2 separate regions of the Homo sapiens genome follow, and region 1 is linked to region 2. Evidence: read pairs that join two places in POLR2A ChIA-PET (ENCODE). Cell type or tissue: GM12878. All regions are shown on one strand.

The links. ChIA-PET counts read pairs that join two places held together with the same protein. Peaks named below come from ENCODE experiments on the same cell type or tissue, not always from the same donor. Only the 100,000 strongest peaks of a DNase experiment are listed, where the experiment ranks them.
Region 1: POLR2A ChIA-PET joins it to region 2 with 13 read pairs; 2 of 35 experiments call an interaction of 5 or more read pairs at or near these places.

What each region holds. Positions count from the first base shown.
Region 1 is chr6:112,986,789-112,994,788 of GRCh38, reverse strand. No RefSeq gene overlaps it. Among named protein-coding and RNA genes, the nearest start is that of LINC02518, 440 kb to the left of the region's middle. In GM12878, no CTCF peak of the experiment used is centred here; no DNase peak of the experiment used is centred here.
Region 2 is chr6:113,044,034-113,052,033 of GRCh38, reverse strand. LOC107986636 (a long non-coding RNA gene) reads right to left here and starts at 3,362. Exons shown (of 3, transcript XR_001744308.2): 1 at 3,277-3,362; 2 at 1,521-1,660. In GM12878, no CTCF peak of the experiment used is centred here; no DNase peak of the experiment used is centred here; H3K27me3 peaks cover 163 bases.

The sequences.
Region 1 (8,000 bases), 57 kb after region 2:
TTATTTTCTTAAGCTAAGAGTAGGGAGAAAATCTGTCTTCCAATTAAGCAAATTATTTTCTTTCTAGGCCTTTTTACTACAAGTTAACTAGGACAGTTAACTTGTAGTGAATATTCAGCAGAAAAGGCAACATTGAGTAGTTGGAAGAGCTTGGCTATAAGGCAACATACACAGATTTTCTGACAGTAACTACAGCATACATGCTTTGGATGAATTAATCCTTAAAATACTCTGCAGTTCTACATTTCTATGATTATGACAAAAATTTGTGATTTGGAGTTGCAAATAGAAAAGAGTTAACTGACTTCTTATTACGCTGTTAAGTGCAGTAATTTTTTTCCAAGTATATTCAATTGAAATGAAAATATTACATATAAACCAGAAGAGATAAAAATTAGGTACAATACATTTAAATCATGTTTAAGAAGAAACTAAATATTCATACTTTAAAAAATAATTTGAATATAATATATTAAAAGAGCTTGATTTTTAAATTTCTGCCTTTAGATATCAAGCACAGAAATGAATTATATTATTTTTCAGGTAAAATGAAAACCTTGGGTAAAACGTTAATGTGGCTTCACATTGTTAATTCCCTTTAATAGAAAACATCAAGGGCATGATATGTGCTGGACACTGTGCTAAGTGTTAATAATCTGAAGATAACACAAGGTACCATATTTTCCCTCTAAGAGGTGATATGCTAGGGGAGAAAAGGGTACTTCCATGGGAACACCTAAGAAGACACTGACCCCAGCCTGTGGGAAGTGACCCATGAGAATGGAGCCCTTTGTCTGATAGAAAAGGTGGGGAAAGCCGGTCCAGACAGGGGGAACAACATTTAAAAAACTACAGAGGCTTGAAAACATACTCCTCCCTTACGGAAATACAAATATTCATGAAACGTAAGATTTAAAGTAGGTAATAGTGGAAAATGAGCCAGAATAGGTAAGTAGGAGGTAAAGAAGCTTTGTTTACAGAGAACTTGGACTTTTATTTTATTGAAAATACTAAAAGGAATATAATGATAATAATATGAAATAGTTTTGCATCGCCTTTGGTGTGGCCATGAAAAGAACGTAGATGTTGAGACAATTCCTGACCAGCTATCTGGGGATTTACTGGAAAATTCCTTCACTTTCATGAACATCAGTTTTGTCTCCTTTTACTGATTTATTTTTTATCTGTTTGACTAGATGATCTTTAGGAATGCTTCCCATCCAAAAAATTTATGAATTCAGTCCTGTCAGGGCTTTACATAAAGTCAAAATCTCATACATTTATGACTTTAAAATTTTGCTTGAGGCCGACATGGAAAAGAATTTGTCTTTCTGATGTCAATGGCTATGAAAGATAATTGCATCAGAAAAAAAGTGGAGTGGTAGGAAAAATACAAGTTCTATCTCTTTTTCATATTTTATAATTGGCACAGTAATTATAAATATATATGTGATACAAGTGATGTTTCAGTACATATGATGTATAATAATCAGATCAAGGAAATTAGCAGATCCATCACCTGAAACATTTATCATTTCTTTAGACTGAGAATATTCAATATCTTCCATCTAGTTATTTGAAACTGTATAAGACATTATTTCTAATTATAGTCATCCTACAGTAATACCGAATATCTTGTGGTTCAGAATCAATGTGACACCTTTTGTCATTTTATAGACCTAGTTACTGTTTACATTGTCATTTAACTTGAGACAAGATTTTAAAGCACTTCCGGAAAGTTAAGGTTTACTAACATAGTAACAATATGAAAACCTACTGATCAAACAATACAGAACTCAACAGATGTTCAAAAGTTTTTGATACACCTAATGCTAGATGACGAGTTAGTGGGTGCAGCGCAGCGCACCAGCGTGGCACATGTATACATATGTAACTAACCTGCATATTGTGCACATGTACCCTAAAACTTAAAGTATAATAATAAAAAAAAACTAGTACTTAACACTTAATCAAATTCATAGTTGATGGTAAATATCAACAATCCAAACAAAGACTAACAAAAATTAAGTTAGGAGTTGTGCTTTTGAGAGAGGACTGCATGCCATTTAACCACTTAAATCAGTCGATAAAATTAAAACTAGCTTACAACTTTCCTTATTGTATTTTAAATTTGTAGTATTCAATATAAGCTTTCTAACCTTATTTTCTAATATAGTTGTCATCCTTTAAGAAGTCACAATTTAAAATGTTTAACGGATAATTTTTTTTCTAAATTACTAGAAGTTTAACTTCTATGAAACCTAGGGAAAAAGGGGTCCTTCTATCGGGACTATGAAATTTGTCAGTTTTGGAGTTAAAATAAAATTTTCAACATTCATGCATATATATTTCACAAATTTGAAATGGAAAAGTACATGCAAATTTTACTTTCCATCTAAATATTAGATTAAATACTATTTGGCTGGCATTTGGTCAGCATTTATAATATTGTTGATATTGGCTAATATCCCTTTTAGGTATTTTGTTGCTAATGTCAACAATTGTTAAATGAACATTGATTGTTGAATTGTTTTGCCTTAGATCTCAGACATTACAAGATTGAAACAATGACTCAAAATTGTTTTTTGAAGCATAAAATGGGAGAGAAAATAGTAATAGATGTTACAAATGATGACGTTGTCGTAATTATAAAGAGGGTAAGAAAAGATTCCCTTACTCAGCTTTTATTTATTGAGTTACCCTTTAAGAATCAGCTTTTTCAGTAACCTTACCTGAATCTATGTTCTAGGCTGAGAGCCTCTCATCTGTGCTATGTTAACATTCTGCACAAACATCAGTTGTTGCACTTATTTTCTCTGTGTGTGTGTGTGTATAACATGTTTACTGAGTTTCTTTTTTTTTTGAGACGGAGTCTCGCTCTGTTGCCCAGGCTGGAGTGCAGTGGGGAGATCTTGGCTCACTGCAAGCTCCGCCTCCCGAGTTCACGCCGTTCTCCTGCCTCAGCCTCTCGAGTAGCTGGGACTACAGGCGCTCACCACCAAGCCCGGCTAATTGTTTGTATTTTTGGTAGAGACGGGGTTTCACTGTGTTAGCCAGAATGGTTTCGATCTCCTGACCTCGTGATCTGCCCATCTCAGCCTCCCACAGTGCTGAGATTACAGGCGTGAGCCACGGCACCCGGCTGTCTACTGAGTTTCTTTAAGCAGGGATTATGCCCACTTATGTTAGCTGCCTAAGCACTGTCTAGAACAGTGGTCAGTTAAACTAAATTGTAGGAGGAATAAGATGTAAACTGGATCTTAGGATATCATAAAATGCATAATGCATTGCCTTCATAAAATTGTGGAAGTTGAAACCTGTGTCACAGAGAGGCAATGTCAAACAGGAAATTAGTATTTGGGGCATTCACAATAGACCACTATCTGGTATCCAAATTTTCAAGTACTCAAATTCCATTTTATTAGTGAACACCACATTAGTGAGTTTTCAGAAAATGTGTTTCTACTAACTAAGCTCTCATAAGGCTTATCAGAAATCCAAATGTATCACTTCACTCATCTTCAATGAAGGATATATATTTCTAATAACTAGCAATCAATCAGATGTGGTGTTTCTCTCCCTCAGACATCATGACATTCAATTTACATACCAGTGCAACTAGTCACCAAGAAATGCTATTACAAATTCCTCCTCATCCTTCAGGACCTTCAGGACCCTTTGGCTCTTAAATTCCTCTCCTTTAAGGTGTCTTCCCTGGTACCTAGTTAGAGTTACATCCCCTGGTTACATGCTTCTATAACACTCTCTATACTTCTCCTACTGAACTTATAACAACAATGACAAGCAGGTAATATTTTTCCCTAATGGGTAAAGCCTATGACTGCCTTGCCCACTTCCATAGCCCAAATCCTATGTCAGTCACATAAGTGAATAGAGAATTTATCGACCTGGAAACATTTGACTTTTTGCATTCTATTTTACTACTCTTTCAACTCAGTGTCATATCTAAACAGCCAATGGCCACCTGATAATAATATTTTGTTGTTATTTTAATCAACACATATTAAATGCCTTCTACATGTGGCATAATTCTGGGACCAGGAAAGTTTCTCTCTTCATGAAACTTACATTTCTGGAAAATGGACAGAGAAAACAAACGGAAAATGGACAGAGAAAACAAACAGAAAATATCAGATAGTAGTATGCTGTGAAGAGATTTAAAACAGGGTAATAATGTACTAGACAATTCCTAGCTGCTCAGTGAAGGCCTCTCTCAGGGTGGCATAAATAGTGGCTCACGCCTGTAATCCCAGCACTTTGGGAGGCCGAGGCGGGCAGATCATGAGACCAGGAGATCGAGACCATCCTGGCTAACACGATGAAACTCCGTCTCCACTAAAATACAAAAAATTAGCCAGGCGTGGGGGCAGGCGCCTGTAATCCCAGCTAATCGGGAGGCTGATGCAGAAGAATGGCGTGAGCCCAGGCGGTGGAGGTTGCAGTTAGCAGAGATTGCGCCACTGCACTCCAGCCTGGGTGACAGAGCGAAACTCTGTCTCAAAAAAAAAAAAAAAAAAAAAAAAAAAAGGAGACGTGAGTGATATGGAATAACCACCTCTGCAAGGATCCAAGGGAAAGTTTTCTAGGTCAAGGAATAGTCGGTTCAAAAGCCCTGAAATGGGATTCAACTTGTACAATATTTAAAGAACAATCACAATATAAAAAGTCAGTGACACTGGGAGGAAATTGACAAGAAGAAAGTAGTGCAAGATGACACTAGAGTATTAGGTAGAGACTAAATGCTAGAGGGTTGGGTTGTGCGGGCCAAAGCAAAATTATGGGTTTAATTTTAATTGAGATAGAAATACCTGAAGGGTTTTAGATAGGGAGGAAACAAGATCTGATTTATGTCTTAAATCAAATTCCTCTTCTCTTTGGAGAATAGAATATAGAAGATCAAGAATGGAAAGAAAAATCAGGAGATTATTGCAGGAGTCTAGATTGAAGATGTTAGGATTAAGCTAGTGAGAGGGAAAAAGGAGAAGTGGAAGACATATTCAAGGTGTGGTTTTTAAGTAGAAGTAGATTAGGTGTAGTACTGAAGAGACCAAGAATAATCATGGGGAACACTTGAATTTTTAGTGTCCAAGAAATGCTATTACAGATTCCTACTCATCCTTCAGGACCTTCGGGACCCTTTGGCTCTTAAATTCCTCTTCTCTAAGATGTCTTCCCTGATACCTTGTTAGAGTTACATCTCCTCGTTACATGCTTCTATAACACCCTCTATATTTCTCCTATTGAACTTATAACAACAATGATGGTTTACCAAAATGGAGAAGACTTGAGGAGGAGCAGGTTGGGGGTAAAATGCAAGAGTTACCCTTATGGAGTTTGAAAAGTATATATATATACGTACATATCAAGAAAGATTTTGTATACAAAAGTAAGAACTTTCTCAGAAAAAGCAGAGCTGGAGATGTAGATTTGGGAGTTATTAACATGTGGATGCTATTAAAGACATAAGCCTGAATTTAGGTCATTTAGGGGCTACAGATGGAGAAGAATGGGTTATACAGGACCTAGACCTTACCAGCATCTAAATTAGTCCAGCCACTGTAAAAGCAGTCCAGAGATTTCTCAAAGAACTTCAAATAGAGCTATAGCTTGACCCAGTAATCCCTTTACTGGGTATATACCCAAAATAAAATAAATCATTCTACCAAAAGACACATGCACTCACATGTTCATCATTGTATTATTCAAAATAGCAAACACATGGAATCAACCTAGATGCCCATTAACAGTGGGTTGGATAAAGAAAATGTGGTATATTTATATCACGGAATACTATGCAGCCATAAAAAAGAAACATGTCATTTTCAGCAACATGGATGGAGCTGGAGGCCATAATCCTAAGCAAACTAATGCAGGAACTGAAAAACAAATACCACATGTTCTCATTAATAACTGGGAGCTACACATTGAGGACATATGGACACAAAGAAGAGAAAAACTGACACCAGGGCCTACTTATGTAGGTACTATCAGGTACTATGCTATGACCTGGGCAATGAAATAATCTGTATATCAAACTCCAGTGACATAAAACTTACCTATATAACAAATCTCCACATGTACCCCTGAATGTAAAATAAAAGTTTTAAAAAGCATATTATAAATTATATATATTCTATTTAAACATTAAGAAAATAGTAAATAAATAAATATGTAAAATTTCAAAATTAAAGTCAAACTACAAAATAATATATTAATTGATTTTAATTATTTCAATGATCACATATTCTAAACTTTTCAAAGGATATCACAGTCTTTCTTTTCGTTATTGTTTGAAAACCAAATACTGCATGTTCTCATTTATAACTGGTTGCTAAATGTTAAGCACACATGGACATAAGTGTAAGAATAGACACTGTGGACTACTAGAGGGTAGGGGGAAACTGGGTTAAAAAGCTACTTACCATGTACTAAGCTCACCAATTGGGTGATGGGATACATATTCCAAACTTCAGCATCATGCAATATTCCCATGTAACAAACCTGCACATGTACCCGCTATATCTAAAATAAAAGTTGAAAAAAAAAAAAAAAAGACAGACCTGAGCCATTCTAAAAATTAGAGGCACACCAGGGAAAAAATGAGCCAGCAAAGGAGGCTGAATGATCTACTAGAGAGGTAAAGAAAAACAAACAAATCCCAGGAGAATGTATCACAGAAAGGAAGAAAGGGTTTCAAGGAGGAAACCTGACCTCTGAATTATTTGCTGATGCCATACGCCCTCTTTTCAAAATTCATTCTTCCTTGGCTTCCATGATTCTGTTTTGCCTTGGCTCTCCTGTACACTCCCTGGTCATTTAAGCATCTCCCTTATTAGTGAGTCTACTTTTTCCTGTGTTTTGAATGTTAATGCAATCTGAGATTTTGCCTTGAGACATTTTTCTTCTCACTTCTTATTGTTATTCTGAGAAATTTCATCTTCTTTCATGACTTAAAGTATTGCTTTATGTGAATGATCTCTAGATATCATTCTAGCCCAGAGTCAGAGGATATTAAATAATACATTAGTGAGGTCAGGAAATTGAATTCTAGGCCTGTCTCTATTGGCTACTTGCTGTGTGTTTTAGGGAAAGTAACATAAGCCTTCTAGGCCTCAGTGCGTTTTATACACTTCCATGAGGAGGTGATGAGATAAACAATTGCCTTCAGCTTTCCAGCTCCATTCAGGTCTTTTGAAAGGCAAAATAGGAGAAAAGAAATATATGTCAGTGTAATAATGTAATTGTTTTTTTCTCTTTCCATGTATTCTCCCTCTTGCAATCTATTTCAGTGTATGACTATCTCTTTTCTACTTACTTGACATATTTCCTGATTAACATACTTTTTTGGAAAAAATCTGTATTTTCATGAGACATACAACTAAGGTGTACTTGATGAGTTTAATGACATAAGAAGATTTGGTGATGAAACTCTGCTAAACCATTTTGTACTTGGACAGGAACTATTGACATAGTACAATTCACTGGAAATGTAAAAAATCCTTGTTGATGGACTGAAATTAAATTGTATGTAACAAAAATAATTTATAATTTTTAAAAACTGCTCATCACCTAAAGAAAATGGGACTATGAGAAATGAGAGGCAAAAACACCATTTTGAATGAAGACAGAGATAATCATGTAAAGGAAAATAATCTAATAATAACTTTTCTGTCTTTAGTGATGTAAATTTTCTAGTCAGGAAAGTTACATTTGTTTCTTTTTACTAAGGGAAAGGCCTAATATGTTATCCCAGAAGAAAGTTTTCTTTTCAAAATGACACAGTATAAGTCCTATATGTTAAGGGTTCTGTTACAAATATTGAAAGGACTTTCAGATTTCAAAAACTACAGGCATGCATCTTATTACTATAAGTCAAAGCTAAAGTGCAAGACCAACAATCAAGAGTGGACATAGCATGACAATATCTAATTATTTCCACCTCCGATCCGTGTTTCTCAAATTAACTTACTCTTAATGTC
Region 2 (8,000 bases):
AGTCAGAATCCACCAGCAAACTTATGTAAGTATATATAACTAGAGGCTTTTCAATGGGATAGACCAAATAAGGCAACTGTATAACTATAACCAATCAAATATTTTCTTTGCTTTATTTCTATGTTTCCTCTGGAAAAACCTACCCCTTGAATTCACCAGTCAAGCTTCAGAACCACTTCTGGTTTGGAGCTACCCAATTCACACATCGTTGTTTGGTTAAAATAAACTCTTTAAAAATTTCATTGTGCTTCAGTTTACCTTTTTAACACATAGAAATATAGATGTATACTTTATATACACATTTCAGAAGACAAAATTTCTTGGGAAAAAAAAGCCTGTTTTTCTGATTTTTAATGTTATGATTCTGATGTACCATAATCAATATGCTATGATTCTTTTTCTCGACTGTTCCAAGCCATAATATTCTGGAGAAAAACTTTCTGACTGCTGGTTTCCTTGAATTCTATAGAACGAATCAGTGTGTTCACTATGTGCAATATATATATACACACACACACACACACACACATATATATGTATTTTAAAAATAAAATCATCTGATACCCAGGAAAAAAGCACAATTGTTCCATTATTTCTCTTCTCAAACTGAAAGAGTGAGGAGAAACTAGAGTTGTTTATTTTAACATGGAAAGGGTAGACCGATGCTGTCACAGGTGCTATGGGATCTGTACCATATATGTGACCCTGATGTCCCGAGAAAGCTCCACCACATGCTTCCATCAACCCTCTCTTTGTCAGGGGTCTGCTCACTCTGGAAAGACACTCTGCGGACAGAGCTAACCTTTCCCAGCTGTGCCTTGATCTCTGACTCCTTTCATTCAGCACCTCGCCAGGAAGAGGCTCCAGGGTTTACAGCAGCTCCGGCCACAGGGGGCCTGGCTAATTAGATTTCTGCTCTCTGTTGATTTTCAAATGATACAGTTTAAAGTTCTGGTACAAAGTGACTGTTTCTCATACTAGTGCTGCATCTCAGAAGGAGAACCAGAATCTCTACTCTACTATAAAAGTTATAAAATGTGAGTTAATTAGTAATTAGAGATGAGACAAAGTAGGAGACACTATGTAATTTAAGATAGTAACCAGTTGATAGAAAGAAACATAGACTTATGTACCCTAGAACTTAAAGTATAATAAAAAATATATATATATGAGACGGAAAGTTGCCTCAAATCCTTCACAGATGTAGTCAGGGCGACTTCAAAACAAAAGTAGAAAATGCATACATCCAATGTGATATAGGCATATTTTAGCTGTAATCGAAGCCTGCCTTTCCTTTCCCTTTGGAAGCCCTGAGTCTTTGTAGGATTGGGTTAGGAGACAGGACACCTGCTTTTCATTTGAGAATTGACAGGTCATCAAACATTAGTGGTTTTTGCTTAGTTCTTCACATTCTTTTCTCTATTCCAATTTTATTTCCCTTCTGTGCTCTTCACTGTAAATTAATTCTTCAGCCAAACGTCCAAACTAGTTTTTACTTTAAGAACCATCTTTTTTCTTACCTTTCTGTCTTCATGTTTTTCTCTGTTGTTATTCTATTGTCCTTTCGTATCCCTCAGTTTTGGTGAGTCACTCACTGCCCCCCCAATTTCCTGCTGAGCAACCCCAACAAATGCAGTCCGTTTGCAGCACCTGCTCTTAACTACAAAGAAGAAAAATACAATTCAGAACAAACCTCATTATTTGTAAGCAGAGATGTAAGAGGAAAAGTATTCTATTGTTTTTATATTCTCGGGTACTCTGTATCTGACACAGAAGCAGCTTTTATATCCCTTAAACAAAGGGAGACTAACAGGAAATAGTTCTAACCAGGTATAGAATGACCAACTTCTGCCCACTGTGGTAGTTACACAGAGAGTACTCACATTGCTGAAAAATTATTTTCCCAGAGTTTTTTGATAATGAAATACATTTCATCCTTTCTATTGCAACCTCCACCATTAAATTCCAAAAACTTCATGAAAATGATTAGGCAGAGGGTAGGTAGATCCACTTTCTCTTGACATATCAAAGAAAAGTTCATTTTTTTTCTGTTTAATTTTTTTCCTTCTTTTCCTCTGCCTTCACATCACTGGATCTCAGAGAGGTTAAGTTACCTCAAGTACTTTTGGAAAAATGACAAATAGATAAACACATGGAAACGTGACAAATAAACACATGGAAAAGTGACAAATAAACAAACACATGGAAATAAAGTTAGCCATAGTGGTGGCAGGATGTTCTGATTAAAGAAATAGAAATTTGATTCTAGGACTCTTTACTCCTTCAATTTGAGCTTTCTTCCAACAATAATGAAATGACCTCCTTCTCTTTTTTAAATTAATGTTTTTAGCTCAATTATCTGTGACAAGGATCACTTCGCAGCTTGGGTGAATTGTGCCAGGATTGTTGGGCGAGGGGAATGGGCTTCCATGCCTGGCCAGCAGTGTTTTTGCAGCCTCTGGCACATCGGAGTACTCCCCAGGGCTGAGGGATGGACACTGTAACCATTCTGCAGGCTGTGGTATGAGGTGGGATACTCTTTACTAAAGATTCTTGGGGAAAAAAAAAATCAGTGGCAAGGCTCCTAAGAGGGACTTTCCCAGCTTTTCTTGGGATAAGCCTCTTGGTAGCCACTAAGTAGAGATGGGAGCATCTAACTTCCAGGGAACATTCCCTACTGGTTTGAGGCCTGCAGCCAAGTAAAGGGAAGATCAGAACAATCTGGTTCAGGCTCATTATTGAGAGGAGTTTCCAGAAATCTGTAGAGACACAAGGTACACTGTATTGGCATCAGCTACGTAATTATTTGTGCATAATTCATTCCACAGTTATTTATTGCATATTACCAAGGTAGTAGCTTTTAAGGTTTCCTTTCATCATGACCACAGAAAAGTGATAAGGTATATATTTTACATGGCAACATAATCACAGTTATGACTGAAACAAATTTTTACAAAACAATAACCTTATCTCTCATACTCATATTTTGCATTCTCTTCTATGTTATTAAAAATAAATAATGGTCAAACACAAACTTTTTCCATGACCCACTCACTAACGGGTTGTGTGATCTAGGTTGAAAAACACCCGGCTAAAAGGCAGACAGTGTATTAGATGCTGGGCTTATAAATATGAATTACAGATGATTCTAATTCTTAAGAAACTCAGAGTCAAACAGAGGGAAATGACTAATGCCACACAACTGGAAAACCGAATTCTATTTATTATGATAGAAAATAATCAAGTGCTATTGGAGAAAATTGTTTGGGTACTTACCTTGGGAGGGGCAGTAGGACAGTAGATGGAAAAAGGCTTTCTGAAGGAAGAGCCACCTGAACTGAGCGTTGAATAGTCAGTCAAGTGAATCATGAGGAGGAGGGTCATGGAGTTTCATAATCAAACAGCATGTGCAAAAGCACAAAGGGTGAGCAGCTTGATGTGCAAGGAGAGGTATGAGAGGAGGACATTTGGAGAAATGAAGCTGGTCCCAATGTCATCACAAGGGTCCTTAAAGGTAGAAGCTGGAAGCAGAGGTGGCCAGAGAGATGCAGGGTGAGGACACGATCTATTATTTCTGACTCTGAAATGGAGGAAGGGGGCCATGAGCAAATGTGAGTGGCTTCCAGAAAACCAAAAACATGAGGAAACAGCTTACGGAAGGATTGCAGCCCTGCTGACACCTTGATTTTAGCCCACTAAGACCTGTGGCAGATTTCTGCCCTACAAAGCTACGATATAAATTTGTGTTGTTTTAAGACACTAAGTTTGCAGTAATTTGCTGTGGAAACCATACAAAACTGTTAGAGTTGGCAAAGTTATTTTGTTGGGGTAGATTGCAGGAAAGGTGACAAGGCAAGTCTAATTCATCATGGCCTGCTCTCAGAGCCCTCTCTCAGGATGTTCTAGCTGCATTCCTTAATTAGCCTAACTCTTTCCTTATGTTCTACAGGCACTGACTCACTCAAATCAAATTTATTAAACAAATTTTACAGGTTTTATAACTTACTTCTGCATTAAAATTGCTTCTTTTCCCGTACTAATTTGTATACCTTTAAAAGTAGGCATTAAGATACCTCTCTCAATGTCAAGGTTTATCTATTCAAACTTATCATCATCATATTACAGTTGTGCATCAAATTATAGAAGAAATACTTTTGAAGATCACAAACTACATTGAAACATTCAGTTAAAAATAATGTCTACATCAGCTCATAAATTGAACTATTTAGTGGACAGATGCAAAAACTTGACAGTATATAAAATCAAACGGATTGTCACTAAAGTTCCTTTTGCACTTAATTATTTTATACAGTGATAACATTACAATTCAGTCTAATATTCCTTGAAAATAAAATGCAAATTTAAATTCACATGTTAAGTCCACCATATATCTCCTTATTCAAATTTAGTAGAAGCTAAATGTAGGAATTCAAATATATACATTAATTTAACTGTCATGTTAAAATTGTACAACTTGACAAACAGCAGTCACTTCTACATGCCTTATGGTAGTGTTACTTCATAAAAAATTCTGAGACATTTTTGTTTCCTCCAATAAAAGCATTATATGACAAGAAGTATAAACAAGCAAATGCTTTAACAATGACTTGTATTTTATTTTAGTGACTGATGAATTTTGAGCAAATAATCAGAACTTCAGTTTTTTCAGTTGTTTCAATATGTATGTAGATGAGTCATGCAATAATTTCCCTGAAAATTCTGGACCACCCTAACTGTCATGTCGCTTCCACATCAGCTACAGTCCCAAGGGAAAATCCATGAACTTAGCCATCACCAGGAAACACTCTACCTTGAAAACCACAAATGTAACTTTACACTCTGAGTATAATCTTCCATGCTTCAGTCTTACTCCAGCTTCCCTCACATATCTGCTTTTCAATCTAAAAGAGATCCTTATTCCCTGTTACTTTCTTTTATCCCAGCTTATTAATGCTTAATTCTGTGTGTGTGTGTGTGTGTGTGTGCGTCTGTCCTACCCACCAGTAAATCTCAACACTTCTTCAGCTTACTTAGACAGAGAGTTAAAAATGACTCAACCATATAGACCAGTCCTGCAAATTCTTATCTATAATCCTGGCGGTAACCTTTCTGTTATTCATGGTGGATTCACCTATGCCGCCATAACAAATAAATCCCCAAATCTCAGTAACCTAAAACAATAAGGCTTACTTTCTGCTCATGTTGTATTCTGGTAACACTTGATAACCCTCTTCCAACTTATAGCTATTCCACTCTGGAACACATGGCCTTTAAGAGTTTTATAGCCAGGAACAAGAGAGCATGGAGTAAGTGTACCCCTTTTAAACTGTCATATATTAAATATGACACATCACTTCAGTTTAGATAAACCTAGATACATGAATGCTCAGGCGATGTAGAGGACAAGGTAGATGATGTTTGCTGAACACTAACAGTGTCTGCCGCATGTGGTTGGCCCAACTCTATTTTCCTCAATGTGTATTTCCAATTTTCACCACTTTCCTTAAAGCCTTAAGTCAGCTTCTGTCCCTTGCCATTCTCTGTAAACTGACCCTTTGTTCTTCCATGAGAACCTTGAAGGTTTAGATTTAATCTCCCTCCACTTTACAATCCCATTCATCTCTTATCACTTCTATTCCACCTCATGCCTTATCTATCTTCACTTTTTCTCATCAAGACAATGCTCCCTAATTTCTTTATTGATTCTCTATCTTTAGACTACCTTTTCAGCTCATAGGCATGGATTTTATACCCTAAATATTTCTTTAATTTCCTATCTACTTCCTCTTCTCATCTGAACTTCTTGCAGTTCTGGATTCTTACACCCATGATACAAATGTAAACTAGCTTTTGCTCTCGTTAGTTTTTTGAAATTTCACTTGATGAAATTCAAATACAAGGGATATTTCCACCCTATCTTTCTTCACTTAACTACTGCATTTGACCCTGATAATTCATATCTAGTTTTGAAAACTTTATTTAACTTACATTAATAAAAGATATACTATTTTGAGCCGGTTACTATCTTTGCTCCTCACCTCCTTCTTCTTAATAGGTTTTTCTTCACCTGCCTTTTAAATGTTGATATTCCTGGAGGGTTCATCCTCAACAGCTGATCTTTTCGTTTTGTACTCTCTCTGGGAGAAATTGGCCCAATTTCATATTCTCTAAGACCAGCTGTAGGAAAATCACTCTAAAATCTATTTTCCTATTCAAGATCACTTAAATGACTTTAAGACCTTATATCCAATTCCTGTTTTACCATGCCAATCTGAAAGTGTACTTCCTCAACACTACCAGTCAATTCATGCTTTTTCTTAAAGGCTGTATTTCGGATGGTGACAACATATTTCATCCTGACACCAAAGGAAAAATCCTTGTCAATACCTTCTTCCATATCACCAGTGGAAGCCTCCACCTCCTCTATTACCTGCCCAACGACCCACCAATGACGATGGCCTGTCAGTATCACTTAGTGTATATTTCTTAGATCTATCTGAAACCATTCCTAGTCCTCCTCCATAGTTCAGATCACTTCCAGTTCTCAATTTACTTCAGCCATAGTCTCCTAAATAATCTTCCTCTTTCTAATCCTGCCTTCCTAAGCCTATTTTGCATATCCACAACCTCAGGTAATGTTACTTTGTTTCTTAAAATTCTTCAATGACTTCTGGCTACCTACAGTATAAATTTCAAACGCCTGAGTAGAAAATATACAAACCTATTTTATTTGGTCTTTGGCTGCCAGCTGAGCTTCTCCTCTTTCCTATGTTGTGTGTTGTATTCTTACAACATCGAGCTATTGGAAGAGCAGGAGCACACCATGCTGTTTCCTGTGTTTTTGTTCATGCTGCCCCTTTCCCTGGATGTACCTTCTCGCTTTCTCACTTGCCTACGTTCTCCTATCCTCCTTCCCAGTCTTCACATGAGTGGCACTAGTCTGCAAGGTTCTTTGCTCATGTGCCTCCTTAAAGACTTCTGATAAACCGTGTATTTCTTCAAACATTTTCACTTTGGTATCTTAAAATTTTTAATCATATGATTAAGAATTTATAAAACATGTAACTTTTACTGTTGTGTAAATATTGATATTACAGAGCAGCAACTACCAAACTAGCTGACTTCCTGATTTGGTCAGCCAAATCAGGCCTACCACATTTTTGGAAATAAAGTTTTATTGAAAGACAGCAATATTCAATAATTTGCATATTGTCTCTGGTCCCTTTTGTGCTATAGCAGCAGACTTTAGTAGTTACTACAGAGACTGTGTTGCCCACAAAATCTAAAATATTTGCTATCAAGTCCTTTACAGAAAACATTTGTGAAACCCTTTTTTAGAGTAAAACTTTTACTCCACTATTTAAAATGCATCCATTCAATACAATCCATACACCACAATGAGTCAAAGATACCATTATTTATTTTAAAAATCAATAAACAAGCTCTTTCATGGCCAGAAATTATACATAGCTATTTTTCTCCATGAGTTAAACTTCCATTTCATTTCATCACCTGTATTGGTCAAGGGTCTCCAGAGAAAGAAAACTAATAGAAAATATGCATATACAATGAGATTTATTATAAAGAATTGGCTCATGTGATTATGGAGGATAGTAAATTCAAAATCCACAGACCGGATGTCATATACAAGCTTGAACCCAAAGGTCAGCCAGCTGCTGTAGAGCCAAGAAGACCTATGTTGCAGTTTGAAGGTCTTCAGGCCCTCAGGTGAGACATTTCTCTCTTACTGGGGGTGAAGAGTAGGGTCAGCCTTTGGTTCTATGCAGGCCTTCAACTGATTAGATGAGACCAGCTCTGTTAAGGGGGAGCAATCTGCTTTATTTAGTCTATCAATTTAAATGTTAATCTCATCCAAAAACATCCCCATATAAACACTCAGGAAAATTTTTGACTAAATATCTATAGGGGAAACACATGGCCTAGTCAAGGTGATACATATAATTAGCAATCACACTACCTAATATTAATTTAATGTATTT